2 separate regions of the Mus musculus genome follow, and region 2 is linked to region 1. Evidence: chromatin loops called from intact Hi-C (ENCODE). Cell type or tissue: heart. All regions are shown on one strand. Links, peaks and the distances in the headings refer to the core of each region. The heading gives the core; the rest is flanking DNA. Region 1 holds the start of Dnajb9 (DnaJ heat shock protein family (Hsp40) member B9). Region 2 holds the start of Pnpla8 (patatin-like phospholipase domain containing 8).

What was found. Hi-C counts contacts between places; a loop is a spot of excess contacts. Peaks named below come from ENCODE experiments on the same cell type or tissue, not always from the same donor. Only the 100,000 strongest peaks of a DNase experiment are listed, where the experiment ranks them.
Region 2: a loop joins it to region 1, with 4 times the contacts of the local background. A loop is called at or near these places in 26 of 42 quality-filtered maps.

The regions. Positions count from the first base shown.
Region 1 is chr12:44,201,400-44,217,629 of GRCm38, reverse strand. It overlaps Dnajb9 (DnaJ heat shock protein family (Hsp40) member B9), which reads left to right and starts at 7,562. Exons shown (of 3, transcript NM_013760.4): 1 at 7,562-7,690; 2 at 9,317-9,543; 3 at 10,225-11,733. The coding sequence starts at 9,327. The coding sequence ends at 10,676. It overlaps Mir5627 (microRNA 5627), which reads right to left and starts at 7,317; the gene lies at 7,257-7,317. It also overlaps the pseudogene Gm7370. In heart, for the core only: CTCF peaks have their summits at 7,256 and 8,135; DNase peaks (open chromatin) are centred at 7,419 and 8,309; H3K4me3 peaks cover 2,470 bases; H3K27ac peaks cover 1,971 bases; H3K27me3 peaks cover 427 bases.
Region 2 is chr12:44,261,100-44,277,329 of GRCm38, reverse strand. It overlaps Pnpla8 (patatin-like phospholipase domain containing 8), which reads right to left and starts at 8,176. Exons shown (of 10, transcript NM_026164.2): 1 at 8,029-8,176. In heart, for the core only: a CTCF peak has its summit at 7,997; DNase peaks (open chromatin) are centred at 7,859 and 8,199; H3K4me3 peaks cover 1,915 bases; H3K27ac peaks cover 1,745 bases.

The DNA.
Region 1 (16,230 bases), core at 2,952-10,951:
CAAACAAACAAACAAAAAAGCCCACAGTCCATTGAGAGAGGGAGCTGTAGATATAATCACAATGACATAAAAATTACACAAGTGCTATTAGGATGTTACAAAACAAAGCCCAGGCCAGGCATGTCTCTTTATTCAAAGCATTCGACAAGCAGAGACAGAAGGATGGATGGTGTATTAGTCAGGGTTCTCTAGAGTTATAGAATTCATGGGTAGTCGACACATAGTAAGGGAATTTTGTTGATAACTAATAGTCTGTAGTCTAACTCCCCAACAATGGTCAGCAGCAGCTGTGAATGGAAGTCCAAGAATCTAGCAGTAGCTCAGTCCCATAAGTGAAAATTTAAAAAAGAAAGAAAGAAAGAAAGAAAGAAAGAAAGAAAGAAAGAAAGAAAGAAAGAGAGGGAGAACTTTGATGGATTTTTAAAAGCTTTGTCAAATGACTAGCCTGCACATCTAAGTAATGTATTAATGTGTGCTGCAGAAGCAAGGTAACCGTCCTACCAAGTAATAGAATCTCTGTACCACCACCACATGTCCTCTGTGCAGTGAGAAAACCAAGATATGATATGTGGCTGATAGTTTCATCTGAGAATAGCACTTCAGTGTTTCTTCAACTGAAATCTGTTGTTATAAAGGATAACATTTATTTATATTTTGTATAGGTTATATGAAACAATTATATAGTTTGTTGGAAGTAGTATATAACTACATAAATTACAAGTTTTCATTCAAATCTATTTTATACAGGACAATTCAAATGGTTTGCTGTCTTCAATTTTAAGCAGTATTGAGAACTAGGCTCTTAAATTAACATTTTAGCTTATTTTAATTCTTTTCAGACAAGATCAATGTGTAGGCCAGGCTGGCCTCAATTTCATGATCCCCCTGATTAAGTGTGAGTGCTGGGATTACAGGTATGCACCATCCTGCCCAGCTTGTGCTTGCATTTAAATGAGAAATAAGTGAAACAAATTCTTTATATGAAAATAAATACTTCACCGTCTTTATTACTGGAACCTACCTCAGCTCTATTTACAATCTAGTGGGATGTTTCTAGATGTTGATACCAACTGATTAAGAACTGTGACACTCAAGTTCGGAAAGAGAAATCTGATGCAAAGGAAATGATTGTGTTATGTGCTCAGCCTCCCTCAGGTGTGGTGACACATCCTGAACTCTCAGCACTTGGTAGATGAAGGCAGGAGAGACAGCATTTTGTTCCTGTATTGAAAATCTGAATTTAGGGCTGGCTCTGATAATCAAAATGTGTTTTATAGGCAAAAATGTATTAATGGCAGTGGCAGAATTTGACAGAAAAAATTTTCCTACTAGTTTAAAATGTAAGTACATTAAACACTAGTTGACAATATTTTATATTTCATTAGATGACTTCCCTAAAACATAGACCATGTAATATACTATATTAGTTCATGCTCCTTTATATATTTACACTATAAAGCTTACACAAAACATAACTGTTATAATCGCCCTTCAATCTCAACTAATTTAGTTTATACTCAGTAAAATTAGCAATTTTCTCCCCTCAAGTTTTACTAAGTTTGTAAGATTCTAGCAGAGCCTGAGTGTACAGGAAGTAACTTTTAACACTGATAACTTTATGTAGAAAAATCTATGTAAAATGGCTAGTTATTTTAGAACAGTAGCCAGTTCTATAACTCCCTGCTGGCCCTCTTCCAGTTTCTAGCCAGGCCCCTTCAAACATTTCTCCCTCAGTTCCCCAAAAGCGTGCTTAAATAGTCCCCCTCTTCTAGTTTCCTAATGCTAGCAGCTCTTCATTATAAAAACTCTTCTAGCCTAGCTGCTCAGCTCAGCCTCTCCTGGCTCAACTGTCTCCTAACATCTTCTTCACCAACTGCCATCTCTTATCACTTGGGTATCCCCACTGGACCCCAAGCCTCAAGTGGCCTTTTAAATATTCTATTCTGTTCCCAGAAATCTGAAAGGCATCCAACACTGAAAGTCATATCTTCAAGCAGTTCTAACAGGTTATAATTCTTAAAGGGCCAGTTGACTAGCAACTGAGGTTCCTTTAAACAGCCAGGTGCACAAGATGAATCACACTTCTGGGAGTTCTCACCAAAATAAATAACGTGTTTTTGAAAAATCATTCAACTTTACATATATAAATAAATTGGGTTTTAATTATTATAGGCATAACATCTAAGGCATTTCAAGGCTCTTGCTACATCTAAAATGAGAATATACCTTTTACAATACTTTCTATAAATTCATGTGGAATGTGCATCATGAAAATTATTCCCTGTACCTACAAGTAAAGATATATAACACATCTTTAAAAGTACCCTTTGTGAGTATCTTTACTGGTAACTGGATTGCACTATATCTCGGGTACTGGCTGGTTGTATGTCAACCTGATATGTTAGTCATTAGAGAAAGAGCCTCGGTTGACAAAATGCCTTCATGAGTTCCAAATGTAAGGCATTTTTTCAATTAGTGGTCTATAGGAGGTGGGCGGTCCATTGTGGGTGGTGCCATCTTTGGGCTGGTGGTTCTAGATTCTATAAGAAAGCATGCTGAGCAAGCCTGGAGGAGCAAGTCAGCAACAAACATCCTACATGACCTCTGAATCAGCTCCTGCCTCCAAGTTCCTTACCTACTTGGGTTTCTGTCCAGACTTTCTTCAGTGATGAACAGGAATGTTAAAGTGCAAACAGAATAAACCCATTCTTCCCAACTTGCTTTTTGGTTATGATGTTTTGTTGCAGCAATGGAATTCCTAACTAAAACAAGGTGGTACCAGTGTAGCAGGGTATTGCTGTGACAGACCAGTCTATATCTTGGGGAGGACTGTGGAAAGACTTTGGGCTAGAAAAAGCCATTGAGTGCTGAGACTTCAGTGAGATGTTCTCTATCTCAGATGATGATTATGCTGAGAGCACTACAGAAGATGGAGGTTTGGTTTGTGAAATTTCAGAGGGAAGATTAAAGCCTCTATCAGGACTATTTGCTACTTTGATTCAAGATTCTGTGGTTATGGTTGGCTGGGGTCTGAAAAATCAAATATGATTAACAAGACACTAGGAATACTGAAGTCAAACCTTTAAGTTACTGGGACAAGTGATGCTGGATGGAGCTAAGAAATTAGAAAAGAATTAAGAAGAGACCAGCATTACTGAGGTGAAATCATCTTGGAAGTATTTTCTGAGAGTACAAAGAAGCTGTGTTCCAGAGGCAGCCACGGTTGGATCTCATACTGTCAGCTAAACTGTAAGAGTCACCCAGGTGTACTGGTTTTGAAGATATGAAAGGGTCATGGAGAAGAACTGAGGCTTGGCACAGGGGAGGCCATTGGTGAAGGTGCAACCTCAGTGGAAGCTGAAGGCCCAGAACTGAGGAGGCCATGAAAAGAAGTTGAAGCTTGGTACCATGAAGAGAGCCTATGATTGGTTACTGGTGAAAGTGTAACCCAATTGCTGCAGAAGACTCCAGTGTTTTGTTGGAGATGCCAATATCATGGGTAACCACCAAGAACAATAGCAACAGAACAGTAGTATCAGCTGGAGCCTAGAAGACAAGCTGTGTGCTATAGATAGAAACCTTTTTAAGGTTTTTATAGGCAGAGCTGGAGAAGTTATCCAAGTCCTTTGGAGGAGTCCAGAAGATCTTGAGTGGATCCTAGACATTCTATAGTTGCAGTTTGATTTTGGTTTGATTTGATTGGGACTGTGCCCTGATTTTTCTGTCTTCAAGAAAGTATTTTACTGGAGCCCACAGTTAAGAAATTTTGTATTTTAAAAGACTTTGGATATTAATGGGAGATTTTGGGGATGAATAAGAAAAACAAGGATTATGGCTTAATAGTGATGTCTTTGTATGTCAAGTTGAGAAGGGGTCAGTTGGACTGGCTGGTTTTGTGTGACAATCTGACACAAGCTAGAGTCAACCATCAGAGAGGAAGGAACCTAAGTTGAGAATGCCTATATAAGATCCACATCTAAGTCATTTTTTCAATTAGTGATCAATGGGGGAGGGACCCAGCCACTGTGGGTAGTATTAGCTCTGGTCTGGTGGTCCTGGAATCTATAAGAAAGCAGGCTGAGCAAGCTAGGAAAAACAGGCCAGTAAGCAGTATACTCCATTAGCTCCTGTCTCCAAGTTCCTGCCCTGCTTGAGTTCTTGTCCTGATGTGCTCTAATCATGACAGTGATGTGGAACTATAAGCAGAATAAATCCTTACCTCTCAGCTTACTTATTGGTTATGGTGTTTTGGTGTAGCCACAGGAACCTAAGACATCATACTCTTTAAGAAATCTAGATTGTTTCCTGACTTAATTTTTTTTCTGACTCTCTATGAGAGCTCTTTTTGTTTTTTGTTTGTTTGTTTTTTTGTTTTCTGAGACAGGGTTTCCCTGTGTAGCCCTGGCTGTCCTGGAACTCCCTCTGTAGACCAGGCTGGCCTGGAACTCAGAAATCCACCTATGTCTGCCTCCCAAGTGCTGGGATTAAAGGTGTGTGCCACCACTGCCCAGCTGGAACACAGTTTCTTTGTGTTCTCATAAAAAACTTCTCAGAAAATTTCTCCTCAGTGATGCTGGTCTCTTCTTAATCACTAATAATTTTCTTAACTCCAGCTAACCAGCATCAATTGTCCCAGTAGTCCCTTCTATTCTTGATTCTAAAGCCAGAGCCATATGGCCAAAGATGACAAGTTCTGCTGCTTGTAGGAGCTGGAACATGGTCCCTTTTTTCTTTTACAATATCATTAGCCTCCTCTTTTCCAACTCCTTCAGGGCCTAAGTTTGATTGTCCTGGATCTTGCTCTGTAGACTGACCTTGAACTCAGAGATCTGCATGCCTGTCTCCTCCTGTGGTTAAAGGCATGTACCACCGAACCTGATTTAAGCTTTTCTTCACCTAGAACTTGCTCTGTCCCAGCCTGGCCTTGAACTCAGAGATCTGCTTGGCTTTATCTCCTAGAATTAAGGGTGTGTACCACCATCAACACATCTGTCTTCTGGGATTAAAGGTGTGTACTACCACACCTGATATAAGTTTTTCTTCACTTAGAATTTGCTCTGTCCCAGGCTGGCCTTGAACTCAGAGATCTGCTTGACTTTATGTCTTGGGATGAAAGGTGTGTACCACCATGCCTGGATCTATATTTAGCTAGATATGATCTTGCCCCAGAGTCTCACTCCCTTAATTCAATGCAATATCCTTGAACATGGGATTCAGCTCCATTTTACTTCCTGGTGACCCTTTAATGCTCAGACCATATGTTTTATATTTTTTCCTTTCTAAGCTTGCTACAGTTGTTCAAAATGCTCTTCAGGAGAATTAACCAGAGAACAAAGTCTATGCTGGCCATTTCTGAGACTTCTTTTGTCAATGTAATTAAGATAAATATCTTTGCCTTAGCTTTATGTAGACTCTTTAGACAGGACAAAAAAGGAGCCACATTCTTCACCAAAATACCACAAAAACAATCTTTACGCCACATACTGAAATTCTTCTCCTCTGAAACCCCTTAGGCCAAGTCTGCACAATTAAAATCACTTTCAGTGACAAAGTCTTCCATGTTTTCACTAGGATAGCCCATTAAGCCCCATTTAAAGCATTCCCCTGCTTTTCAGATCCAAAGTCCCCAAATCCACATTTTTCCAAACAAAAGCAGGCTCAGGCCTACGACAGCAATATCCCAGTCCCTGGTACCAACTTCTGTCTTAGGTTTTTACTGCTTTGAACAGACACCATGACCAATGCAAGTCTGTTAAAGGACAACATTTAATTGCGGCTGGCTTACAGGTTCAGAGATTCAGTCCATTATTGTCAAGGCGGGAGCATGGCAATTAGGCAGGCATGGTGCAAGAGGAACTGAAAGTTCTACCTCGTCATCTAAAGCCTGCTAAAGGAAAACTTCCAGGCAGCCCACAGTCACACACCTACTCCAACAAGGCCATATCTCCTAATAATCTCCTAATAGTGCCACTACCTGGGCCAAGCATATACAAACCATCACAACCATCTTCTGTAGTTTCTCTGGACTTGTAAGATAGACACACTATTTTCTTTTTCTTTTTGCTGACATGGTCTCTCTTAGGATGCCCAGTGTGGCCTTGAGCTCCCGATTGTCTTGCTTCAGCATCCAGAGCATTGAGATTATAAATGTGCACCACCATACCCTGGGTACAGGATGAGCTGAACACTCAATGCATGCAAATCTACTAGAATCTTACCAATTGACCACAGGGAGAAAAATAAAGTTTGAAGTAACAGAAAAGTCAGGCTAGCACTAGAATTATTTTTCATTACAAGAGGAAAAGAAATGGGATGTTTTAAATACATTGATTTTTCACATAAGTACATACTCCCTGTTAAGTCCTCCTTTATCTGTTTACCTGTACAGAAGAAAAATCAGAGGTGCCAAAGGATTAAACAAAGGGTCTTTCAGTTACAATGTAAGGGAACCAGGGTTGGAACTCAGCAAACCTGGCTTTGGAATTTGACAAACTTGCCTTGGCTTCTGAATAAAACTAAGTACTTACCTATTGTTTTTGAAATATGTCATGCTGTTGTTGAGATAATATCTATTATGCTCTCTTCCATAACTGAAGACATAATGGGACAAGTTATAATTCTAGTCTGGCAGTTTTCAAGGTTGCTTACATTCTTTTTGCCTCCTTTTTCGCAGGAGAAACAGGGTTTTTGAGCTTTGAGTTGGCTCAGTGGTTTAAGAGGGTTGTCTGTTCTTCCTAGAGTTCTTGAGTTCAATTCCCAGCAACCACATGGTGGCTCACACCCTCTTTCTGGCAAAGAGGTGTACACGAAGGTAGAGCACTCAAAATAAATTAACATTAAAACAAAAACAAGAAACAGGGTTGCACTGAGTGACCAACCTCACAGGAACCTCACCTTCCCACTTTCAGATGTACTTTCAACATACCTACTGTTGAAATGAGGTCAAGCTGAGGGAGGGAAAGAGCTGGAAAAGCCCGAGCCCCGTGCAAACTTTGCTGTGTTAAAGCAACACAGCGTGGTCTTGCCTACAAAGCAGTGTGCAATACAGTGGGCTCCCGCCTTTTGGGGAATTGAGGATTAAGAGACTAACATGACAGAGGCAGGCTTGGGCTCTAATGGCCTCTCAATGACACATCGCCTAAGGGTGAGACCTGAGTTTTCTGGTCACCTGGCCACTTATGAATAAAAGCTCTTTATTACGACCGCGCGAGCGATGACCGCTCAACAGCGAAGCTTTCTGCAGGCTGAAAAGGCCCACGAGGGGCGCCGGAGAGCCCTGTCCTCTAGGGCGGGGACGCAGGGCCCGGCGCACCCTCTAAAGCGCCTGCGCGCGATGCGCCCCAGGGAAGGATGAGGAAATCGTCGACTCACTTCCGCTTCCGCACACCTTGGCACCGCCCCTCGGAGGGTGGCGACGGAAGTGACGCAAGGACCAAACGGCAACAACAGTTTTCCACGTGCGCGTAGGGCGCCAAAGTCAGGTGGGCCGGCGGGAGCCAATGGGGAAGCGTTTCGTGTAGGTCGGCTCTATAAGCGGTCGCGCCAGCCACGGGCTCCCGCCAGTAGGGAACGGGCCGAGCTGGGAGGAGGCTACTCGGCGTTCGGAGGCGAGGTCGGAGCCTGTGCGGCCGGGGTCAGGGAACCGGAGCCGGGCCGCCGCGCTGTGGAGAAGCTGCGTCGGGGCGCACAGGTAAGGACCGGGGAGGGTGGCGCCGAGTCGGGTCCCGCTTTGTGTTCCGCCTTGGCCTTGGTGTCCTACCACCTATCAGCCGCGTTGGGAAGCCAAGCGACGCGACTGTACCCCGAGATGGCTGCGTCACAGCTCGTGCTTGCGGTGGGGTTGGGGGGTCGTCTTCCCCGAGGCCAGGCCGGCAGGTCGCGGAGCTCGCCGGCAGGGCCGGAGCATGGAGCTGACGCTCTGAGTGGAGTGGGCCGGGACGCCGGACCGGCCAGCCCTCCAGCGGGTTCGGGGAGGGCGATCCCATTGTTTGGGCAGAGTGGGTTTGATGGGGAAGCTAAAGCTCGGGCACTAAAAACATCTCCAGGGGCAGCTTGAAGCGGCGGGATCTCGTTTGTCACCGAGCCGCCTTGCTGTCAGTTGTGGACCAGCCCTTTGACTAGCGAACAACCGCAGCCTCTGGCGACCATCATCGGACATGCTCCGCTTACATTAACTTTAAAAAAAAAAATCTACTTTTTTTTTTAAGTCAGGGTAGATCTGGCTGCCCTGGAGCTCACTATGGAGACCAGGCTGATTTTGAACTCAAAGTGATCCCCGCCTGCCCCTGCCTTCTGAGTGCTGCGATTAAAGGCGTGGGGCACAACGCCAGGCTTTCTGCTTGAGTTCTTTAGAGAGTTTGTACTTGGTACGCGTGACTATGACTAAGTCTCGGGAAAAAAGTAATCTACCTGCTAATTATGCTTAGGATAGGCCACAGGAGAGGTTGGCTGGCAGTTTCCACAAACCATAGTGCCTTTTTCATCAGCCCTGTTATGTCATCATAGGTCATTAAGGACTTCTGTGGTACAGCATTCAAAAAAGCAAAGAAATACACTTCATCTCGAATCATTATGTGTTACCAATAGTTCTTAGGTAAAACTTTGTTTTAAAGAGAAACATTTTACTTGCTGAGAAATCTGGGAAGCCCAGTAATAACCCAACTTATCCAAAGTATAAACTTTTCTTCCTCTGGTAGCTCAGCTTTCAAAGAAGTATAAGTTTTACTAATTGTGAGCCTTAAGCAGATGTTATTTACCGATATTTCTGAAGTATTTGGGAAGTTAAATTTATGCAAACAGACTATTTTAACCACTTTAAGATCAAATAGATTTTACAGATTTGAGAAAAATCTTTCCTTCCCCACCTTTGCCTTTCTTCCTGCGGTTCTAGCCAAACACAGAAAAGACAGATTTCTTTTTCAGTAATTGGTTTATATTCTGAAATTAAATGTGGTAATGAAGACAGCGCTGAGGAAGCTGGGGTAGATCAGGAGCCACCTCAGGAAAATGCAGTATTAAATAATAATATAAACAAGTAATAATACCTTTTGTATCACAGGCAGACAAGTTCACCATCAAGTAGTAGAAATCCTAAGCCTTCCTAAGAAACTATCAGTTTTATCTTTCCAGTAGATAAGAAAAGCCTTGCTAATAGACTCTAATATCAGAAGTACAAGAGCGTGACTAATGTGATACTATGTGCATAACAGCTTGATGCTGCTGTCTCAACACCAGAGCTTTATTGAGTTGGATTTTTTTTTTAAGTCTTAAAATTTGTTCCTTGGACTTAAAAAGACACTATGTTTTTCTTTCTTAGGTTATTAGAAATGGCTACTCCACAGTCAGTTTTCGTCTTTGCAATCTGCATTTTAATGATAACAGAATTAATCCTGGCCTCCAAAAGCTACTATGATATCTTAGGTGTGCCAAAGTCTGCCTCAGAGCGACAAATCAAAAAGGCCTTTCACAAATTAGCCATGAAGTACCACCCTGACAAAAATAAAAGCCCTGATGCTGAAGCAAAATTCAGAGAGATTGCAGAAGGTAAGTAAATGTTGCTGAGGTCCCATGGGTATTTAATAAGCTAATGGTAGCTGATAATTTTGTAAGTCTTAAAGATGTTATGGAGATGGGAGAGGTGTATGTAGGATTTTGTAGTTTGTTAGAATAAATACTTGGTTCCTGAATAAGTAAATTAATTGTGGTATGTCATTTTATTGTTTTACAGTTTTAAAGATGTTGGCAGGGTATCATTTATCTTTTTTTTGTTGTTGTTGTTATTTATGAAACCACTCTGTCTAAAAAGGAGTATTTGAACACCAAAATGATCAACTAACTTAGTAAATATCAATTTACTTAGTAAATTAATCTATTTCATCTACATTTCAAACCAATGTGTATTTAAAAATATGTAAAGAACATTTTGTCATAATACTAGGGCTAAAAGAAACCATACATATATCATGGGCATTAAGTAGTTAATGGTGAGTAGGCTTATGTAGGGGGATGGAATTAAACATTTACTTCAACTAGTAAGAAAGTAAAAAATCTGATTTTCTATTAGCTGAATACATTTGATAATTTATTTCTTTAACAGTTAAAACGTTTTCTAACTTATATTTTAGCTTTATTATGTATAATAGTTTGTCATATATTTGAAGTTTGCATATACACAATTTGGGATATTTTATCTTCCAATTCCTAAAAGGTTTTTATCTGTTTCAGCGTATGAAACACTCTCGGATGCCAATAGTCGGAAAGAGTATGACACAATTGGACACAGTGCTTTTACCAATGGCAAAGGACAAAGAGGCAATGGGAGTCCTTTTGAACAGTCATTTAACTTCAATTTTGATGACTTATTTAAAGACTTTAATTTTTTTGGTCAGAACCAAAACACTCGGTCTAAGAAGCATTTTGAAAACCACTTCCACACACGCCAGGATGGTTCTAGTAGACAAAGGCATCACTTCCAGGAGTTTTCTTTTGGAGGCGGATTGTTTGATGATATGTTTGAAGACATGGAGAAAATGTTTTCTTTTAGTGGCTTTGATACCACCAATCGACACACAGTACAGACTGAAAATAGATTTCATGGATCTAGCAAGCACTGCAGGACTGTCACTCAACGAAGAGGAAATATGGTTACTACATACACTGATTGTTCAGGACAATAGTTGAATCTTTTCCTGTTTCCACTAAGCCCACCTAGTTTATTCTTCCTTACTATGTCTGATGAAAAAAGTTTTCTGTGAACTATTTTGGTAAATGCATGATTTCACTTATGTTAAGCTGTTTGTTATAGGTATTCCATATATTGAACTTTTTGTTTTTTAAAACAAATTAAAATACATTCAGCTAGTAGACAACTGTAATTTTCCTGATTAGGAGAAGTTCTTTTGAAAGATCATTTGCAAGATTTTTTTACGTTACCTGTCCTTTGGCTCATTTTCACACCCCCCCCACCCCCCCGGCCATATTCCCAAACAAAACTCAGCCCGACACATACTTAACAATTAAGTTTTAAAAGTTACCATAGATTTACATTGTGTGAACTTGAATAATAATTGCAGTGAAACCTCTGCAAATTCAAAACTGCACGCCCTGTGGCCCTGACTTGGGTTACTAAATGTCTGAAGCTGTAATTTTGAGTCATTTAGTGAAGAAGACCATTGCTTTTGGCTGTTTGCCCCTGAAAGCTTTAGAAAGTGAAGGTTTGATTATCACACAAAGATGCCTTTTCTACCGTAGAATTGGTGTAATGGGGAAGATTGTATTGCACGTCATTAAGCTGAAAAGTTTAAAACTTATGACATATTGCCAAGAAATTGTGTTTTAGTACTGGGTGAATGATTTTGTTTGATCAAAATCATAGCTTTGTAAACATCTTTGGAATATTTTTCTATTTGTTGACTTTCTAGGTCTTCGTATGAATTTATTTTTGGTGTGTGTTTGTGTGTAGTCACTCTTTTGCACTTATCTTTATCTAGAGATTGACTAATACCTCATTCTTTTTGTAAAAGCAGCCAGTAATTTCTGTGTAACCTTATTATGTGCAATATTTTAAATTTTAAGAAATGTGTGCTTCTTTTGTTGTTAGAGTTATTTCTTTAGTTCTGCACTTTTCCATGTTATACTCCATACGAGTATTAATCCTATGGATGCATATGAAAACTAGTAATGTCTCATACAATATTGTGTGTGAGTAAGAGAAACTATAAATATTTACAACCTGATCTTCAGTGTTGTCATTTTATTATGCAGTTTTGGGATGTATAATATGTATAAAGTGAAGCATATTCTGATCATAGGCCATATCCTTGAAGTTTTGTGTAACTGAAATTCCCCCAGACGATCTTATTATATTGCCATTTGGTATCTTCTCTTGTGTTACTATCTCATATTTCAGTAGCTTGATGGTTTTATTTTCTACAATTTTTGTGTATTTGCTTTTTTGAGAGCAAGTGTTGTATCACAAGACCTTTTCTAATTAGGACTGGCTAAGAAGACCAGAGACTTCATTCTCAAAGATGACGGACTTCTCCCCTCAAAATAAACACACATACATAACACATGACGTGCTTGGAATGATTCTAATGTGTGCCAGGCGTGCATTCTACCATTAAGGTACATTGCTAGCCCTATACTTGTTGATTTTTTTCAGCCATGTTGTCACTTGAGCCCTGACTTTACAATACCTCCAAGACTAGCTGGCTAGTCAAGCTCCCAGGTTCCTCTAACCTCTACCCTGTCCTCCTTGCTGGCATTACAGGTACTCATTGAGTACTGGGGATCTGGATTCAGGACCCCCCATGCTTATACTTCACCTGCTCTGCCATTTTTCCAGCCTCACTTTAAGTTTTTTTTTTTTTTTTTTTTTTAATTTTAGAAAATGGATTTACTATATTCTTTGATCTTATTTCTTAGATGTTAAGTCTATTATTTGATAATAAGAAAATAGCCATATCTTGAAGTTGAACCAAGAATCATTTATATATATTATAAATATATATAAGTGATCTTTTAAGACTGGGAGTCCTTTGGTTCTGTTAAGGTTCCAGTGTAGGGGAATATCAGGGCAGTGAGGTGGGAATGGGTGGGTGGGGAACACCCTCATAGAAGCAGGGTGGGGGGGTAGAACTTGGAAAGGGGGTAACATTTGAAATGTAAACAAATAAAATATCCAGTGCCTGACAAATACAGAGGTGGATGCTCTCAGCCAGCCATTGGACTGAGCACAAGGTCCACAATGGAGGAACTAGAGAAAGGACTGAAGGAGCTTGCAGCCCCATAGGAGGAACAACAATATGAACCAACTAGTACCCCCAGAGCTCCCAGGGACTAAATCATCAAAGAGTACACATGGAGGGACCCATGGCTCCAGCTGCATATGTAGCAGAGGATGGCCTTGTTGGGCATGAATGGGAGGAGAGGCCCTTGGTCCTGAGAAGGTTTGATGCCGCAGTGTAGGGGAATGCCAAGACAGGGAAGCACTAGTGGGTGGGTTGGTGAGCAGTGGGCGGTGGTGGTGGTGGGATAGGGGGTTTTCTGAGGGGAAACCAGGAAAGGGAATAACATTTGAAATGTAAATAAAATATCTATTAAAAAATCCAATAAAAATAATTGATAAAAAATACCTCATTTCAAATAAGTATTAACAAAGGATGAATTATTCTCATATTGTTAATATGTTTATCTCCTCCAAGGCCTGATCATCCTTATTTTTGCCCATTGTGAGTTCTGAATATTTTGATCCTGTTGAGAATTTAAAATTCCTTCTTGGGTATGATAGTATATGACAGAGGTCACAATCGTCCAGAAGCTGAGGCACTAGCATCCTAAATTTAAGGCCACCTTGTGTTATATACTTCAGAATCCTGCCTTAAGCACCAAAGCGATTTGTGCATTCCTAAGATAATTTTAGTTTTTTGAAATGGTTTTGTTGACAAACAACTTACTAGAAGACTATGAGATCATTGTCAAGCAGAATAAAGAGATTGATAAATCACTATTCAATAGGTCTCTTAACATTTTGTATACAGGATTATGTAGGATTTTAAAATTACATCTATTTGTGTCCATATCATAGCATATGTGGAAGTCAGAGGACAACTTGTAGTTTTGTCCTTTCACTGTGGAAGTACTAAAATTACCAGGAATTGAACTCTGGTCTTCCAACTTGGCAGCAAAGGATCTAGTGTAGCTATCCTTACTTTAGAGTTCAAACCAAAACTAACTAAAAATAATTTAAAAAAGGATACTACATATTAATAAAAATTCATCAAGAAGGTACAACAATGTAAATACATAATGTTGGGAACAAAAAGATAATTTTGTTTCCTATCGTCACTGTAACTAAAGTAGAAATTAACAATGGTCATTTCATTAAAAAAAGTCATTAGGCCTCATATGGACACACTGATATTAGGATACTTAAATACTACCCTGAGTCTTCTAAAGTGAGAGGAATTAGAGCTATGTTGTGACTCCCAAACAAAACTATTTTGCTGCTACTTCATAACTAATTTTGTTTACTGTTGTAAGTCATAAACATCTAATTTTCAGGCTACCTGATACTCAACTCCCTGTGATAGGGTCAGGCAGCCTAAAGGTTTCAGCCTATGGATCAGAACCAGCGGTTCACAACATCTAATCATTTTCATACACTCTGTTTTCAGATTTATGGCCTCAATTATATATTTGTGTGTGTGTATATATATATATATATATATATATGTATATATATATATATACACACACACACAAAATTGGACTGGATATCACTTGTTCCTTGTGTTTTGATCAGATGTGGTTTTCTGTCATGTTTTTTTTTTTTTCCTATTGCAAGGAGACATTTCTTTGATAAGGGGTGAGAACTAATTTGTGGGCATAAGGATAAATACTTAGGCTCTTCTTCTTCTTCTTAGGGAAAACACCAAATGGGGATGACACCGGTGCAGTGGGAGGGCCCGGAGGACCGGGGGTGGGGTGGGTAAGGGGAGTCAGAATTAGGAGGCCTCTGCGGCTTCCATGGAGGATTCGCAGCGGTTTTAGGGGCCTTGGTCGTGGTTCAGGCAGTGGCCATGGTCGAGGCCGCCGGGCTCGTGTAGGTAAAGCTGAAGACAAGGAGTGGATCAAGCTGGGCTGCCTGGTTAAGGACATGAAGATCAAGTCCTTGGAGGAGATCTACCCATTCTCCCTGCCTATTAAGGAGTCTGAGATCATTGGCGTTTTTCCTGGGTGCATCCCTAAAGGACGAGGTTCTGAAAATCATGCCAGTGCAGAAGCAGTCTCGGGCTGGCCAGCGAACCAGGTTCAAGGCATTTGTTGCTATTGGGGACTACAATGGTCATGTTGGTCTTGGTGTTAAGTGCTCCAAGGAGGTTGCCACTGACATCCGAGGGTCCATCATCTTGGCCAAGCTTTCTACTGTCCCTGTGCGGAGAGGAGGCTACTGGGGGAACAAGATTGGCAAGTCCCACACTGTTCCATGCAAGGTGACAGGGCGCTGTGGCTCTGTGCTGGTGCGTCTCATCCCTGCCCCCAGAGGCACTGGCATTGTCTCTGCTCCTGTGCCCAAGAAGCTACTGATGATGGCCGGTACACTTCAGCCAGAGGCTGCACTGCTGCCCTGGGCAACTTTGCCAAAGCCACCTTTGATGCCACCTTTGATGCCACCTCCAAGACCTACAGCCATCTGACCCTTGACCTCTGGAAAGAGACTGTGTTCTGCTACATATGCAGTTGGAGCCATGGGTCCCTCCATGTGTACTCTTGGGTTGGTGGTTTAGTCCCTGGGAACTCTGAGGGTACTGATTGGTTCAGATTTTAGTTCCTCCTATGGGGCTGCAAAGTCCTTAAGCTCCTTTGGTCCTTTCTCTAGATCCTTCATTAGGGACCTTATGCTCAGTCCAATGGTTGGCTGAGAGTATCCTCCACCTCTGAATTTGTCAGGCACTGGCAGAACCTCTCAGGAATCAGCTATATCAGGCTCCTGTCAGCAAGCATTTCTTGGCATCTGCAAGAGTGTCTGGGTTTGGTGACTGTATATGTGATGGACCCCCAGGTTGGGCAGTCTCTGGATGGTTTTTCCTTCAATCTCTGCTCTACTCTGTCTCTGTATCTCCTCCCATGGGTATTTTGCTCCCCCTTCTAAGAAGTACCAAAGTATCCACACTTTGGTCTTCCTTCTTCTTGAGTTTCATGTGGTCTGTGAATTGTATCTTGGGTATTCCGAGCTTCTGGGTTAATATCCACTTATCAGTGAGTGTATACCATGTGTGTTCTTTTGTGATTGGGTTACCTCACTCAGGATGATATTTTCATGAATTCACTGCACAAACATTTTCTTTCTTTCTTTTTCTTTTCTTTTCTTTTCTTTTCTTTTCTTTTCTTTTCTTTTCTTTTCTTTTTTTTTTTGTACACTGTAGCTGTCTTCAGACACTCCAGAAGAGGGAGTCAGATCTCATTACGGATGGTTGTGAGCCACCATGTGGTTGCTGGGATTTGAACTTCGGACCTTCGGAAGAGCAGTCGGGTGCTCTTACCCACTGAGCCATCTCACCAGCCCACATTTTCTTTTATTATGTGGTCCATTCTGTCCTACCAAGTTCATATCTTCCTTGTAACTTTAGTGTGAAATTGGAAAGATTATTATCCTTAAAAAAAGGGAAAACTTAATGAAGAATGCATTTAAAAATGAAGTTCAGTTTGGACATAACTAAGTTTCAG
Region 2 (16,230 bases), core at 4,983-12,982, 58 kb before region 1:
GTAGGACCTCCCATAGTCATAAAGTAGCAGAATCAATAACTAAAATGCCCATATTACTAAAAGCCATATATATATATATATATATATATATATATATATATTCAATGCATCCCCACCAATGATATTCTTTATGGAAGTAGAAAAATAATCCTAAAATTCAAAATAGTAATCGTGGGCCAAATTAATTCTGGGCAAAGGAACAATACTGGAGACATAACAGTATTTGCTTCTAAGATGGACTCTAGAGCTGTAACAAAAACATAGTATTAGCATAAAACAGACTTAAGAATAGATGGAACAGGACAGAGGGTCAAGAAATAAACTCTGATTCTTGAGTAAGGGGCCAAAAATACATGTTGAAAGACAACCTCTGTAGCAAACACTGCTAGAAAAAGGGGATATAAGGGGATGAAATGGCTCAGTGAGCAAAGGCACTTGCTACCAACCATAATAACACGAGTTCAATACCGTGGTCTCACGTGGTAAAAGGGAAGAATGGACTCCAACTAACTCTCTGTTGACCACCACATGTATACCAACCCTCCCACACAAACAAGTAAGTAAATGTATTTTAAAGTCTGGATATACATATATGCAAACTTGTGGAGCTAGAGATGACTCAGCAATTAGAGCAATGGTTGTTTTTCCAGAGGACCCGGGTTCAATTCCCAGTACCCACATGGCAGCTCACAACTGTCTGTACCCCAGTTTCAGGGTTTAGCATCCTCACACAGACATACATGCAGACAAAACATCCATGCCCATAAAAAAAAAATTCTTAAAAAAAAAAAAAAAAGAAGCTTGAAACATAAAAACTCAAAATAGAATCGTAGAATCAAAGCCCTTAACGTACTGAAAACTGGAAATCACTGAAAGAAAATAGAGGTAGTCTCTTCAAAAACCAGAGTTAGAAGCTGCCTTCACTTTCCAGGGTTTTCTGTTCTGCTTTTCTTATTTACAATACCCAAGTTATGGAAAGCAGCCCAGGTACAATGTAGTATACAGACACACAATGGAGTATTATTCATCCATAAAGCAAAACAGAATAAGGTCATCTGATGGAAATACATGGAACTGGTTGATGCCATGTTAGGCAAAATAACCCAGTCCCAGAAAAGTATCACAGGTTTTCTCTCATGGTCAAATCTGGGTGGTGAGAGTACCGTGCCATAAAAGTAAAAGGGAAACTATTACAGAAAAGACAGGGGACCAGGACAAGGGGGGTTAGGGGAAGCTAGAGGATCCTAAGACAAGAGCCATGGGGGAAGGGTGGTGGTGGTGGTGGTGGTGGTGGTGAAGGGTTATATAAACACATAAGAATGTCACAATAAAAATCCCAACTTTACATGATTAATATGGACTAAAAAAATTGGCTCAATGTTCATTTGCCGGTTAAGTGAATAGTGAGGATACTAGGGAAAGGAGGAAAGAACTAGGGTTACTCTGTTATTGTATGTTACTCATGTTACCACACGGTGTTATTTCAAACTGCATTTAGATTAGCTATTGTACATTGCAAACTCTAAGAGCAACTATAATTGTTTTCCCTTAACATACGGCTGAGGGCTGGTGAGATGGCTGAGTAGATGAAAGCACTCACTGCGTCTGAGTCCCCAGAACCTATGTGGTGGAAGGAGAGAACTGACTCACAAAGCTGTCCTCTGACCTCCATGTGCTATTGCATGCACACACACACAATAAATAAATGTAGACTTTTAAGTCTAGGATAAAATGCTAGGAAAGAAAAACAATGGAATCATCTCAAATGCTTGGTTAAAACAGTAAAACTGTGTGGGGCGTGGTGGCGCACGCCTTTAATCCCAGCACTCGGGAGGCAGAGGCGGATTTCTGAGTTCGAGGCCAGCCTGGGCTACAAAGTGAGTTCCAGGATAGCCTGGGCTATACAGAGAAACCCTGTCTCGAAAAAGAAAAGAAAAAAACAAACAAACAAAAAAATGCAAATTAAAAAGAAACTCACATGTAAAGACGAGGAGAGAATTCTAAGTAATGTTCATACACACACGCGCACACGCTGTGCTGGCTGCTTCTGTGTGTTGACACAGAGAAAGGAGCTTCAGCTGGGGAAATGCCTCCCTGAGATCCAGCTGTGGGACATTTTCTTAGCTGGTGATTAAGGCCCATTGTGGGTGGTGCCATCTCTGGGCTGGTAGTCTTGGGTTCTGTAAGAGAGCAAGCTGAGCAAGCCAGGGGAAGCAAGCCAGTAACATCCCTCCATGGCCTTGCATCAGCTCCTGCTTCCTGACCTGTTTGAGTTCCAGTCCTGACCTTCTTTGGTAATGAACAGCAATGTAAAAGTGTAAGCCGAATAAACCCTTTTCCTCCCCAACTTACTTCTTGGTCATGATGTTTTGTACAGGAATAGAAACCCTGACTAAGTCACACACACACACACACACTCAAAAAGCATACAACAAGCAGTTTTACTCAGGATGTAGCTTATATAAGGGAGCAGCAGAGAATTATGCTGAGAAAATCAAAACAACCGTTTTGCAAACTCTATGCAAAGGGAGGAAAAGTCTGAACTAAAATCATATTTTAATACATTCACCTGTATAGAGGAAGGACACAAAGGACACAAGCCTGCCTGCCTTCTTGGCCCGCTCTTCTGTGTTTCTCAGGACTTGCAGTGAATGTAATTATGTGTAGTTAGCATAAAACTGGCAACTTCCACCACACCTGATAAAATACCTGTAGATAAGAAGTCATGCTGTGGACTGGGAATGTAGTTCTACTGGCAGAATACTTACTTACCTAGCAAGCAGAAAGCCCTGGGTTCCATCTACATAAACCAGCATAAACAGAAGCCATGCTTAAGATCAGTATCTACTGTCTAATTACCATCACAGCACTGCTGTCCTATGTAAACAAATTCTAGTAGGAGCTAGTTAATTATGTGGAATTCCAGAAAAGACAACTAAATCTCCAAGGCAAAGTCACCAATGTTAGGCAATGGACAACCACCACTGAACATTAACTCAGAAAGATTACAAAACAAGCCATGTAATGAACTATCACCTAAAGAGAAGATCTGCACAAACAGCCAATAGGAAAATGTGCAACCAAGCTTTAGAAATAGCATAAAATGAAGTAAGGCCAGGCGGTGGTGGTGCACGCCTTTGGTCCCAGAACTTGGGCGGCAGAGGCAGGTGGATTTCTGAGTTCGAGGCCAGCCTGGTCTACAAAGTGAGTTCCAGGAGAGCCAGGACTATACAGAGAAACCCTGTCTCGAAAAACAAAAACAAAAAAACAAAACAAAACAAAAAAAAAGCTAAAATGTCCAAAGTTAACAGGAAGAATGAAAATACTAGAGGCAAAAAGAAAAACTAAGAATAAAGAGTAAAGAAGACTTCTAAAATGTTAAAAATTAATACTCCTGACTACACACTAGCTCTGAAATATACCTATAACCTACTGATAAGGATTAAGAGAAGTTTGGGAATGATGATATCCTAAATAGTGGAGAAAAAAAAAGCCTTCCGGCCAGGCAGTAATAACACACGCCTTTAATCCCAGCACTTGGGCGGCAGAGGCAGGTGGATTTCTGAGTTCAAGGCCAGCCTGGTCTACAGAGTGAGTTTCAGGACAGCCAGGGCTACACAGAGGAACCCTGTCTCAAAAAATCAAACACAAAAAGCAAAAACAAAAAATAAAAGCCTTCTATGGCAGATTGAAGGGAAACACCTTGCATGGGATAAAAAGGGAACTAGACAGTAACCTTACTCAACTTCAGACAGTCTAGACAAATTAGCAAAAAGATACATATTAGTTAGTTAGTGATCACAATAGTGCCTTTACGACTTTAATAGAATTAAAGTCGTAAAGGAAGGGCACAATTAGATGGGACAATCAGAAGAACTGAAACTTTGGCATTCTAGGGGCTCTTTGAGAGAAGTGAGGAAATGAAGTCTTCCGAGAATCTTAAGAAAATTCTAGACAGAAGAAAAAGCAAGCAACACTTTGGTGATAGAATGGGCTTTTTATACTCAAGTTGGTTGAAAGCATAGAAGATTCACTATGATCAGTCCAAGACTAAGGAAGAAAAGAAAGCAATGCAAGTCTAGACTATGCTTATACAGTCTGCATTGGTTCTTTCCAAAAAGACACAATCATCTAAGGCCAGTGATCTTGCTCAGCGGGTAAAGGCAATTGCCATGCAAACTGGTCAGGTTCAATCCCAGAAACTCATAGTGGAAAGAACCAATCCCTGAGACATCTTCACACTCACATTCATTCATTCACTCACACACACACACCCACACACACCCACACACACACACACACACACATATTCTCTCGCTCTCTCTGTCTCTCTCTCTCTCTCTCACACACACACACACACACACTAAACATAAAATGCGTTTAAAAGTTTAAAAAAAATAATCAATTACATATACCTATCAATTTGGCATCAATAAACAGAATATAAAGCCCCCAAAATGGAGAACATTACAGAAAAACAATTTTGTAAACAAAATGAGAGATTCTAATTATAGGTACCAGAAACCACAACTATCAAGCAACAATTACTTAACACAGAAATGAGCAAAAAGCTTTCCTGCTACTAAACAAATGTCAGGTACCCAAGGAGCTGAAGGGGTCTACAACCCTATAGGTGGAACAACAATATGAACTAACCAGTACCCCCAGAGCTCGTGTCTCTAGCTGCATTATGTACCAGAAGATGGCCTAGTTGGCCATCACTGGGAAGAGAGGCCCCTTGGTGTTGCAAACTTTATATGCCCCAGTACAGGGGAACGCCAGGGCCAAGAAGCGGGAGTGGGTGGGTAGGGGAGCAGGGCGGACGGAGTGTATAGGGAACTTTCGGGATAGCATTTGAAATCTATTTAAAGAAAATATCTAATAAAAAATAAATTAATTGATTAAAAAAAGGAGCAGTCCTCAATATTTGGTACATAAATGTCATGAAGTCCAGGTTATCTTGTATCTGCAAGGAACTTGTCAGCATTCAGAAATGTCCTGGATATCATGTATCCACATTGGAATTAGTCTGGCATATCATGTATCAACATGGAAAGCAATTGTTCCTTTATTTTCCTGCATAAGAAGCTGTTGTGTCTTGATGTGCAATGATGGGGTGATACCCAAAGGGCCTCCTCCTCTCTCCGAAAAGAAGGGGAGAGGGAGGTGGGAGAAGAGACTTGTGAGGGAGGACCAGGAGGAAGGGGTGCAGTGTTCAGGATATAAAATGAATAAATAACTCAACAAAGAAAGAAAGAGAGAGAGAGAGAGAGAGAGAGAGAGAGAGAGGGAGGATAGCTCAACTGGTAAAGGTGCTTACTATCAAACCTGATGACCTGAGTTCAATCCCCAGTACCTACTGGATGGAAAGAGAAAACGAATTCCAAGTTGTCCACTGACCTCTACACATGCACCTTAGCTTGTGCACTCCCACACACATACAAATCAATAGTAATAATAATATCTAAAAAAGAAAGAAAAGAAAAAGAAAGTGCACTGAAAATGTTTTGAGGGGAAAGTCAACCACAACAAAAGTTACAGCAAAAGTAGGAAAAAGGCCGGGCGTGGTGGCGCACGCCTTTAATCCCAGCACTCGGGAGGCAGAGGCAGGCGGATTTCTGAGTTCGAGGCCAGCCTGGTCTACAAAGTGAGTTCCAGGACAGCCAGGGCTATACAGAGAAACCCTGTCTCGAAAAACCAAAAAAAAAAAAAAAAAAAAAAAAAAAAAAAAAAAAAAAAAAAAAAAAAGTAGGAAAAAGAATGAAAAGGTGAAGAGTGCTGTGACCTGGGGACAGAGCTAGAAGGAGGAGGGCTATGTATCAGCACAGTGCAGGTGTTAAGCAGAAAGGGAGACTTAGTTCTACTCTAGGGCAAGGAATGGAATTTTATCTAACAGACATTGTGAGATGAAGGGAAATGCTAGGTGTAGAATGAATATACAGAGTATGTCATTTGACAACTGCAATAATGCAGCCAAACAGGCAACAAGGGTCTGAATACAGTAACAGTGTAAGAACGTAGAAGTGAGCTCTACTGTGAACCACATTTTGAAGAGACAAAAAAAGTTACAAAAGAAAGTGATAGTTCAGTGGTTAAGAGTGTGTACTCTTCTTCCAGAAGCCTGGAGCTTGGATCCCAGAACCCAGATTAGGCTCCTTTCAGCTGCCAGCTCACAACTGTCTGCACTTCCCAGGAGATCTGACATCTTCTTTCTGTTTCTGCAGGCACTTGCACTCATGACTTCATTAACTATAAACACACACATACATCTACACATATTAAAGACAAAAATAATTAAAAAAAAAAAACAGGACTTGTTAAGGAGAAGTTGTCAAGAAAACTCTTAAGTTTTCAAATCAGACATGGAGTGAAAATGCCACTTGTGAATATGAAAGACCTGGAAAGGGGTCAGCTTAACATAGAAGAAACTATATTTTCTTCCATATTTACAGAATGCAGTAATGACAGGGCACTGAAATAGAAATAGAGAGACTACATTTATGTATGACAAAATGCAACACAATAACAACTGGACCCTCAAGGCCAAATGAGATGGCCTGCAGTATTTGGATACCCAGGACTTAACAAAAATAAGCTTCTTTCTTTTTTAAAATGCTCAGCTACAAATAAATGCACCCTATAATTTCCTTGACATTTCAGGATATTTATGTATGACTTTGGTTTCAAAAAGTTAAATTTGTTTTGAGGAGAACAATGTGGATAGAACTTTGAGTGGTACCCAAAGTTAGGAACAGGAAGAAAAGCACTCAAGCAAACCAGGAAGCACTGAAGGAAAGGATCCTCTTAAAAGCAAAGGATAGTAAACCGAATAAAATACAAGCGATTGGGAGTGAGTTGGAACTGGAGGTGAAACAAGAGTCTAGCTCTGACCTTTGCACAAACGTTATGTGCCCCAAATAAAGTAACAAATCCCATCTTTACTGGCTGAAAAAAACAACTTCAAGTACAGACTGTTCTTGTATCAATTCTGCATGGGAAAGTATGGATGTATTAATATAGACTAGTGCAGCTGACCTTTTCACTAATCTGACATCATTATGAAGAGGGCCACTGTTACCAAGATTTTAAAATTAGATGGAGAAATACAAAACAAGATAGAGAATAGAACAATTAGCAAAAACTATGAAGCGAGGTCTTTATATTGGAGATTCATCTAATATGCATACCGAATTTCACAAAATAGCTATATGGAATTTGGTACAACTGACTGCTTCACTAAAACATAAGCTTTTCAATTCACTCTTATGTACTTTTATAATAATCCTCACTTTTTAAAAACATTCTTCCCATTTCCTTGTGGTAATGAACCGCCTTGAGAACCTGAAATATATTTTTGACAATCAGGAATTCGGTCCATAATACAACTTGGAAATGAAAATGGTAATTTTAAATGCATTCTAGGATAGCCGCTTATGTCACATCTATCTCCTAAGATATTCCTTGAAGGTCACTTTTCTTTAAAGTTATTGCTGTAATGGGCGTGAAAACTGGTCGTACCACCCCCCGCCCCGCCCCCAGCATCATGACAGAAATGACAGTGACAAGAGGCTCTGCAACCTGCTGACTCATACAGTTTTTTTCATCTTTTAAAAGGGACGCGCATCTGGTTCTGCTTAAGCAACAGCGCACTGGGATAGGACGGGAAGAAAAAGCAAATCGCTGAGAAGTAAAAATATCCAGCCACCAAAACACAAAGCACACGCTGCCCAGTCAAGGTCGAGGTAGATCAGAGAAAACGTCGCGTCTCCAGTGATCTGCCAGAGAACAGCCCATTCAGGACCCGGCGTGCCACTGCAGAGAGGGGCTGGGCGGGACCACCGGCGGGGGCGGGGCGCAACCAACCAAAACACCCGGCGGCCACGCCCGCGGCATCGGGGCGTCGGGGCCAAGCGCCCGCCAGGACCCCGAGGCCTGCGTATCGGGCCTCCGAAACGCCCGCGGGAGAGCCCGGCGAAGCGCCCACGCCACGGAGGCCACCTGCCACCCCGCCGCCTTCCGGCCACTCACCGGGACGCAGGCAGTAGTCACGGGCGCCGCGGCCGCCACTCGCCTCCCGCCAGCTCTGAGGTCCGCATCGGCCCGCCCGGCCTGCTCGCAGCTGCGGCGCCCGGACCCCAAACACTGGCGTGACCAGCACCACCCACCGCTACGCCCCGCCCCCAGCGGAAGTGACGCAAGCTCTAGGGCCTGTTTTTCTGCCTTCTGCCCTCCTAAGCCTACGTAATAGGGCGTGGCTGTGGAGAGAGGGAGGGGCGGGGAGTTTGTTGGAGCTGAGTGCTTGGGAGAGGCACCGCTTCGGAAGGGGCAAGTGCTACTTTTATGATCTGTTGTGACGGTTAGGCGGAGATCAATGGCTTTTAATCTCAGCGCTGTCTCAGAGTAGAGTGCCTGGTTGCTTGCTTGCGGGTTACCAATAGTTCAGAAATAAGTTCAGCTGGGCTGAGCGTGCCAGAAGACTCTGCGCGCGCTGTGTTGCCTAGGTTCCAGGGAACCGCTTTAACCGCAGCCTGGATGTGAGCAGCCTGGCTGGACCCTGTGATCCTGCTGTGGTGATACCTCCTCTTTGTTTCTAGAACAGCTACGGGGTCTGTCAACTTAAAAGCTCTTTGTCATATACCATCTTGTGGGAGTTAGCGTGTACTACCCCTTTGATGGTCTTGTAATCAACACGTTGAAATTTTTGTATACCAGGGAGGCAAACTACAACCCGCCACAGGTCTAGTGCTATCTAGTTAACTAGACCATCAGATTAGGACCTCAGTGTTCACCTTCAAGAGTAGCAGAGGGCCAGCCCTTAAAATGAAAATGATTGTAAAGCCCTTTAGGAAGGGCATTACATGTGCTGCCAGATTCACTGACAGTTTTTAATTAAGGGGCTTTGGATTACAGAGGTTAAACATTACAAAGGTAAAAAATGTAGTAGGCCTATAAACTCGAGGCGAGAGCAGGCTACATGAGGAGACCTTGACGTTTCTTTCCCCTAAAAATTAAAGAAAAAAAAGAAAAAAGAGTAAATGAGCATACTAGGCATTTGGTTAACACATGATATTGGGTTGTGTCTACCATACTGTCTGGTAAACCCTAGCAGTGTATTAGCTGTTAAATAGCCTCACAACAGCTCAAATATGTACTCCAAAAATTAAGAAAGGCTTGGAAATAACTTTAGCTCTTGATTTTTTTATTATTAATTTACTAATATTAAAATACCCTGACACTATTGAAATGGTAGAAGGTCAGAACTATTACCATAGTGAGCTGTCAGCTCCAGGTTCTGACACAACAAAGAGTAGAGTTTAGAACAGTAGGCAAAGGGGGTGGTCATTGGATGGAAGATTACTAAGAAATGACATCACGTCAAAGGTAACAGACATTCTTGCTGAAAAGAAGCAGATTCTTGGTGAGAGAAGATGAGAATGACCAGATACCAAGAGTGGGGATTAATTTCATATCAACTTAGACGATTCCTCCTAACACTGGACTTAGATAGGTCCAAGGCAGAGGCCAAAAGATGACAGGTACTGTGAAAAGTCATAAAAGGAACCTAACTAAATCTTGGTCAAGCAGTCAGTAACTCACCATGCCTTCTCCCTTTGTTTCTAATGTTTAATAATGTAATTCCTTAAGTTAGATAATATACCCAGATTTTCTTCCTATGTTAGAAATTTCCATGCAACTGTCAATTCCTCCTCTCCTTCCCTTGTCAGTAATTTTACCTCTAATCAGAAATAAAGCTTAATGGATCTTCCTTTACCATCTCTTACAATTTCTTCAGCTCTGTGCTCTCGCCCTCCTTTTTCCTTAGTGTAGAGCTTGCTGTATGTCAGTCTCACATAAACTGGTTCTACAGTTTGTAACTAACCTCTAACCCAGTCTCTTCTGCAGGGAAAGTTATCTTTCAGAATTGCAAAATGATCATGTGTTTTCCCAGAGCAGAAAGATTGGGCCAGGAGCACTTCTTCGGTAAACCACAGGGATGTGACAAGCTTTAACTGTGTGGCTTCTCACCCCTTGCCCAGTATTTTTTACCTTCCAGAAACACCATTATTTTACCATAAACATTGAGCCTTTTCATAATTAGTGCCTCTGTACATGCTCTTGGCTCAGATTTCCTCCTGTCCTAGCCTTCAGATTTGTACTTAAACCAAGAAACTCTTCCTGCTCCCATAGAGCAAACCATTTATTGTACTTAAACTTGCTTCACCTCTAGCCCTCACTGCTCGGGGTTGTGATTTATTCATTTGTATCCTGGCATTTTCCCTACAGGCCAGAAGTATAATGCTGTATTTGTGTTTCTGTTTTCTTATCTGACATATTACCTGTCCAATCATTGACACTACAATTCTATATTATAAAATTTAGGGGAAGAAAAATATTTTATCATTTAATTTCAACCAAAATAAATAAATTCAGTAGTGTACAAAGTAGATTACCTTGCATATTAACAGCAGAGTAATGCCTTCAGAAAACAGTTAACACTTGGAATAAAGATAAGTGTAGCAACTGTTTAGCTATTCACCTATGTAAAACAGACATATGCCTGTCATATCACGTACTTGACACTTTCATTCTAAGCAAAGGGCTATTGGTTATTTTATCTTGTTTGGGTATTTCCCTCCTCTAAGTACATAGTCCCTCTTTCTACTAACTGTTAAAGTCTGGCTCATTAGAACTTCCTCAAAGGAAAGTACCCAAGGAGCTAAAGGGATCTGCAACCCTATAGGTGGAACAACATTATGAACTAACCAGTACCCCGGAGCTCTTGACTCTAGCTGCATATGTATCAAAAGATGGCCTAGTCGGCCATCACTGGAAAGAGAGGCCCATTGGACACGCAAACTTTATATGCCCCAATACAGGGGAACGCCAGGGCCAAAAAGGGGGAGTGGGTGGGTAGGGGAGTGGGGGTGGGTGGGTATGGGGGACTTTTGGTATAGCATTTGAAATGTAAATGAGCTAAATACCTAATAAAAAATGGAAAAAAATTAAAAAATAAATAAATAAAATAGAACTTCCTCAAAGGACATTTTAGACTCTTCATTGTTCAAACAAAACTTAATAATTATGACCAAAATTAATAAAGCCACATGCTTCAGGATATTTGCACAAATTATGTAAGAGATAGGCCTAAAAATAATTTTAGGGTAGTCACTGTGGTAGGCAGGGAAATGGTGTCCTGAAAAGTGTAGTCTAAGCTCTTGTGAGGTAAGCCTACCAGAGACTACCACGTGAACACTCTTAAAGACGACAAGAAAGTCTTTATTGCAGTCCAGCAGCTATATGGGGAACTTGCCCAAGTTGTACAGCTCCGTGTCTTAGCATTTTTTTTTTTTTTAGCCTTTTATGCACAACAACCCCATATCCTGGTTGGCACATTTCACTTAGCACGAAGCAGAACTACAGAAGTGAAAAAGTATGGTTGGCACAGTTAGGGATTTTTCGCTCAGACTTTCCCAGACACATCCCAGAATGTAGACTTAACCTTTGTTCCTATTTTGGCAGATGGGCCAGGTCTTTATTCCTTTTTTGGCAGGCATTGGATTGCTGGGTTTCAAGGCCTGAATGCTGTTTCTAACATGATATCAGTTGTCCTAAGGTTTAGCCTACTAATGTCTGAGGTCCTGTTACAAGCAGTCCTTGGAGCCTGTGAATATATTATGCTGCATGGCAAGGAATCCTTGCATCCCTCATTAAAGTCACAGATTTTAAGAAAGGGGTAGGGGATACCTTTAATTATATATGGGAATCCTGTACGTAATCAGATGTGGATTCAAGAAGGACACTGAGACAGATTGTTAGGAGTAATAGAAGAGTGATTAAAGCTATAGACAATATGATTTGGGCTCCTCAATGGAAATGAGGGCCCTTGTGGTAGAAGTTGAGGTCTCACATCATTTTGAGGTAAAGGTAGCTTTATAACATAATCCTATAGTCAGGCTTTCTGGTTCCCAGGAAGGAGGCAGGCTGGGCGGGGTTGGGGGTGTGTGGGGAGGGGCAGGATGCATGGCCATTTATACTATATTTGATGTGGATTTATTCCCCAGGTGAGAGATCTTGACACCTATGAGTCTTTTAACTAAAGCTTCACAGATACTGCCCTAAGTAGTGTTCCTGTGGGTATCTAAGAGGGGAAAGAGCTGCTGCAAGATACTGTATCTTGAGCAACAGAATCTTAACATTAAAGTCTTCTAGACCCAGTCTAATCACAGAGCCTATACCTGTAAAAAAGATATAGCAGAGGTCAGATTCAAAATATAAAGAGGAGGGCTGGAGAGATGGCTCAGTGGTTAAGAGCACTTACAGCTCTTCCAGAGGTCCAGAGTTCAATTCCCAGCAACCACATGGTGGCTCACAACCATCTGCAATAGACTCTGAAGTCCTCTTCTTGTGTGTCTGAAGACAATGATAGTGTATTCACATATAAAAAAAATAAATAAATTTTAAAAATAAAGATAGAAGGAGGAGGCTATGAGAAGTTTGATAAGGAACTGTGTTTACATAAAAGCAGCCCACCTCAAAAGAAATAAAAGATAATATATCCTGGAGCCAAACACTGCTGCCCAGGGCCTTAGAAATTCATTTGTCTCAAATATAATGTTCCAAAGTAGAGACAGTTTCATGAAGTTTTTATAATTACAGAACAAAAGAAAGACAAATCAAGGCACCTTTAAAATGTATTGTTGAGAACATCAGACAGGCACGTTATCGAAAATCACAAAATCCCTGTCTTAAGTTTCAAATGTTACTTTGCAACATTCTTAATGTTTGGGTTGGTAGAAAGTAGTGGTCTGTTTTTCCTGAAAGTCAAAGATATTTGGTCAAATAAAAAAGTGATCTGTGTTGGAATTGTGGTAGGAATTGCATTGAATCTGTAGAATGCTTTTGGTTGGATGGCCAGTTTTACTATACTAATCCTACTGATCCATGCACATGGGAGATCTTTGCATCTTCTGAAGATTTCTTTAGTTTCTTCAAAGATTTGAAGTTCTTGTCATATCGGGTTTTCACTTGCTTGGTTAGAGCAAGTTATTTGGGACTATTGTCAGGGTATTGTTTGCCTAATTTCTTTCTTGGCCCATTTATCACTTGTTATATATGAGGGCTACTGATTTTTTTTTTTGAGTTAATTTTGTATACAGACGCTTTACTAAAGGTATTTATTAGCTGTAGGAATTCCCAGGTAGAATTTTTGGGGTCACTTTTGTCATATCATCCGCTAATCCTATACAATAAAATAACTTCTGGAGGTATCACCATCCCTGATTTCAGGCTGTTCTACAGAGCAATAGTAATAAAAACTGGATGGTACTAGCATAAAAACACATAGCTTGATCAATGGAATGGAATCCAAGAACCAGAAGTAAATCCACACACCTATCGACACTTGAGTTTTGACAAACAAGCCAAAACCATACATTAGGCAGGGGGTCAGGGGGTGCATCTTCAGAAAAATGGTACCGGTCTAACTGGATATCTGCATGTAGAAGAATGCAAATAGATCCATATCTATCACACTGCACAAAATTCTAGTACAAGTGGATCAACGACCTCAACATAAAACTAGATACTGTAAATCTCATAGAAAAGAAAGGGCAGAATAGCCTTGAATGCATTGACACAGGAGAAAACTTTCCAGACAGAACACCAACACATCAACAATTAATAAATGGGACTTCATGCAACTGAAAAGCTTCCAAAAGGCAAAGGATACAGTCAAAAGGACTCAACAAACCAAATAACCCAATTAAAAAAATAGGGTACAGGTCTAAACAAAGAATTCTCAACAGAGGAATCTCTAATGGTCAAGAAGCACTTAAAGAAATGTTTAACATCCTTAGTCGTCAGAAAAAGGCAAATAAAAATGATGCTGAGACATCTTTCATCTGTCAGAATGACTACGATCAAAACCTCAAGTGACAGCTCATGATGGGGAGGATGTGGAGCAAGGGGAACACTCCTCCTTTTCTGGTGGGAGTACAAACTTGTACAGCCACTCTGGAAACGAGTTTGGTGGTTTTTCAGAAAATTGGGAATAAATCTTTCTCAAGAACAAGCTATACCACTCCTGAGCATATACCCAGGAACTCTGCCATCCCACAAAAACACTTGCTCAACTATGTTCATAGCAGCTTTATTCCGAATCATCCGAAAGTGGAAACAACCTAGATGTCCTTCAGTCAAAGAATGGACAAAGGAAATGTGGTTCGTTTATACAATGGATTATTACTCAGCTATAAAAACAATGACATTATGAAAATTTCTGGCCAATGGGTGGAACCAGAAAAGATCATCCTGAGTGAGGTCACCCAGACTCAGAAAGACACAGTATGTACTCACTTATAAGTGTAAATGAAGTTATTAATTTCAGGATACTCATGTTACAAACCACAGAGCCAAAGAAGCTAAGTAACAAGGAAGACCCAAGCAGGACAAGGGAATGCTTGAATCTCTCTGAAAAGAGGAACTAGATGAAACTTTGAGAGTGGATGGATGGAGGGGGCTGGGTGGGGTAGGAGTGAAGGTGAAAATAGGAGGAATGAAGTAGGGGAAGTACAGAGGCAAAGCATGCTGGGAGAGAGAACTGGATGGCTGGATGGGGTGGGGAGGTGGGGAGAGCAACTCTGGAATGAGCTAGAAACCTAGGACAAGGAATCTAGGAGGGTGCCCCAGTAGCTAAGACCCCTAGCAATGGAGGATATGGAGCTTGAACCAGCCATCTCCTGTAACCAGGCAAGACTTCCAATGGAGGGACTGGGACACCAACCGAGGAACAAAACTTTAAACCCACAATTTGTCCTGCCTATAAGATGTGTAGGGGTAAAAGATGCAGCCGAGTTTGAAGAAGGGGCAAACCAATGACTGGCCAAGCTTGAGACTATTATGTGGAGCTTGGGTAATCCCGTGGAAGAGGGGAAGAAGGATTGAATGAGTCAGAGGAGTCAAGGACACCACAAACAAAAGTAACTACAGAATCAGCAAACCTGGGCCCACAGGGGCTCATAGAGATGAGCTACCAACCCGAGAGCATGCATGGGACAGCTATAGTCCCTCTACACAAATGTAACAGTTGTGCAGCTAGGTCTTCATGTGGGACTCCTAACACAGAAGCACCTGCTAACTCTGACTATAATGCCTGCCTTTGGATCCCTTTCCCCTGAGAGGGCTGCCTTCTCTAGCCTCAATCGAAGATGTACCTAGTTTCATTGCAACTTGAAATGCCAAGGCTGGTTGATATCCATGGGAAGCCTCCACTTTTCTGAGGAATGATGGTAAGAAGGGAAAATGTGAGGGAGGGACTGGGAGGAGAAGAGGGAGCGAAAGCCTTGATCGGAACGTAAATAAATAATGTTTAAAAGAAATAAGACGAGACAACCGGCCACCTTCCTGGTGAATGCACAGGGATCCGCCAGCCCGAGAGGTCTGTGCCTCAGGCCCCGGCAGCGGGAGTCTCCTTGGCTCCAGGACTCCGCGGAGGGCAGGCTGCACGGGTGACGGTGTGGAATACAGAGGCCAGCCGTTTCAGGGACAGGCGAGAGCCACAGAGCTTCTGAGGCGGCGCCATCTTCGGCTCCAGACAACTGGCCACCTTCCTGGCCAAAGCAACACAGCTTCTGGGAAAGATCCTGTTTTGGGCCTTCATCTTCAGCCAGGAGGAGATCCAAACACCAGATAACTGTGCACCTTCACTGAAAGAGGAGAGCTTGCCTGCAGAGACTGCTCTGACCACTGAAACTCAGAGGAGAGAGCTAGTCTCCCACACCTGCTGATAGAGGGTAACAAAATCAACAGAGGAACAATCTCTAAACAAAGACAACTATAACAACTAACTCCAGAGATTCCCAGATGGCGAAAGGTAAACGTAAGAATCCTACTAACAGGAACCAAGACCACTCACCATCATCAGAACCCAGCATTCCCACTTCGTCCAGTCCAGGACATCCTAACACACCTGAAAAGGTAGACCTGGATTTAAAAGCATTTCTCATAATGATGGTAGAGGACATAAAGAAGGAATTTAATAACTCACTTAAAGAAATACAGGAGAACACTGCTAAAGAGTTACAAGTCCTTAAAGAAAAACAGGAAAACACAACCAAACAGGTAGAAGTCCTTATAGAAAAACAGGAAAACACATCCAAACAGGTGATAGAAATGAACAAAACCATACTAGACCTAAAAAGGGAAGTAGACACAATAAAGAAAACCCAAAGT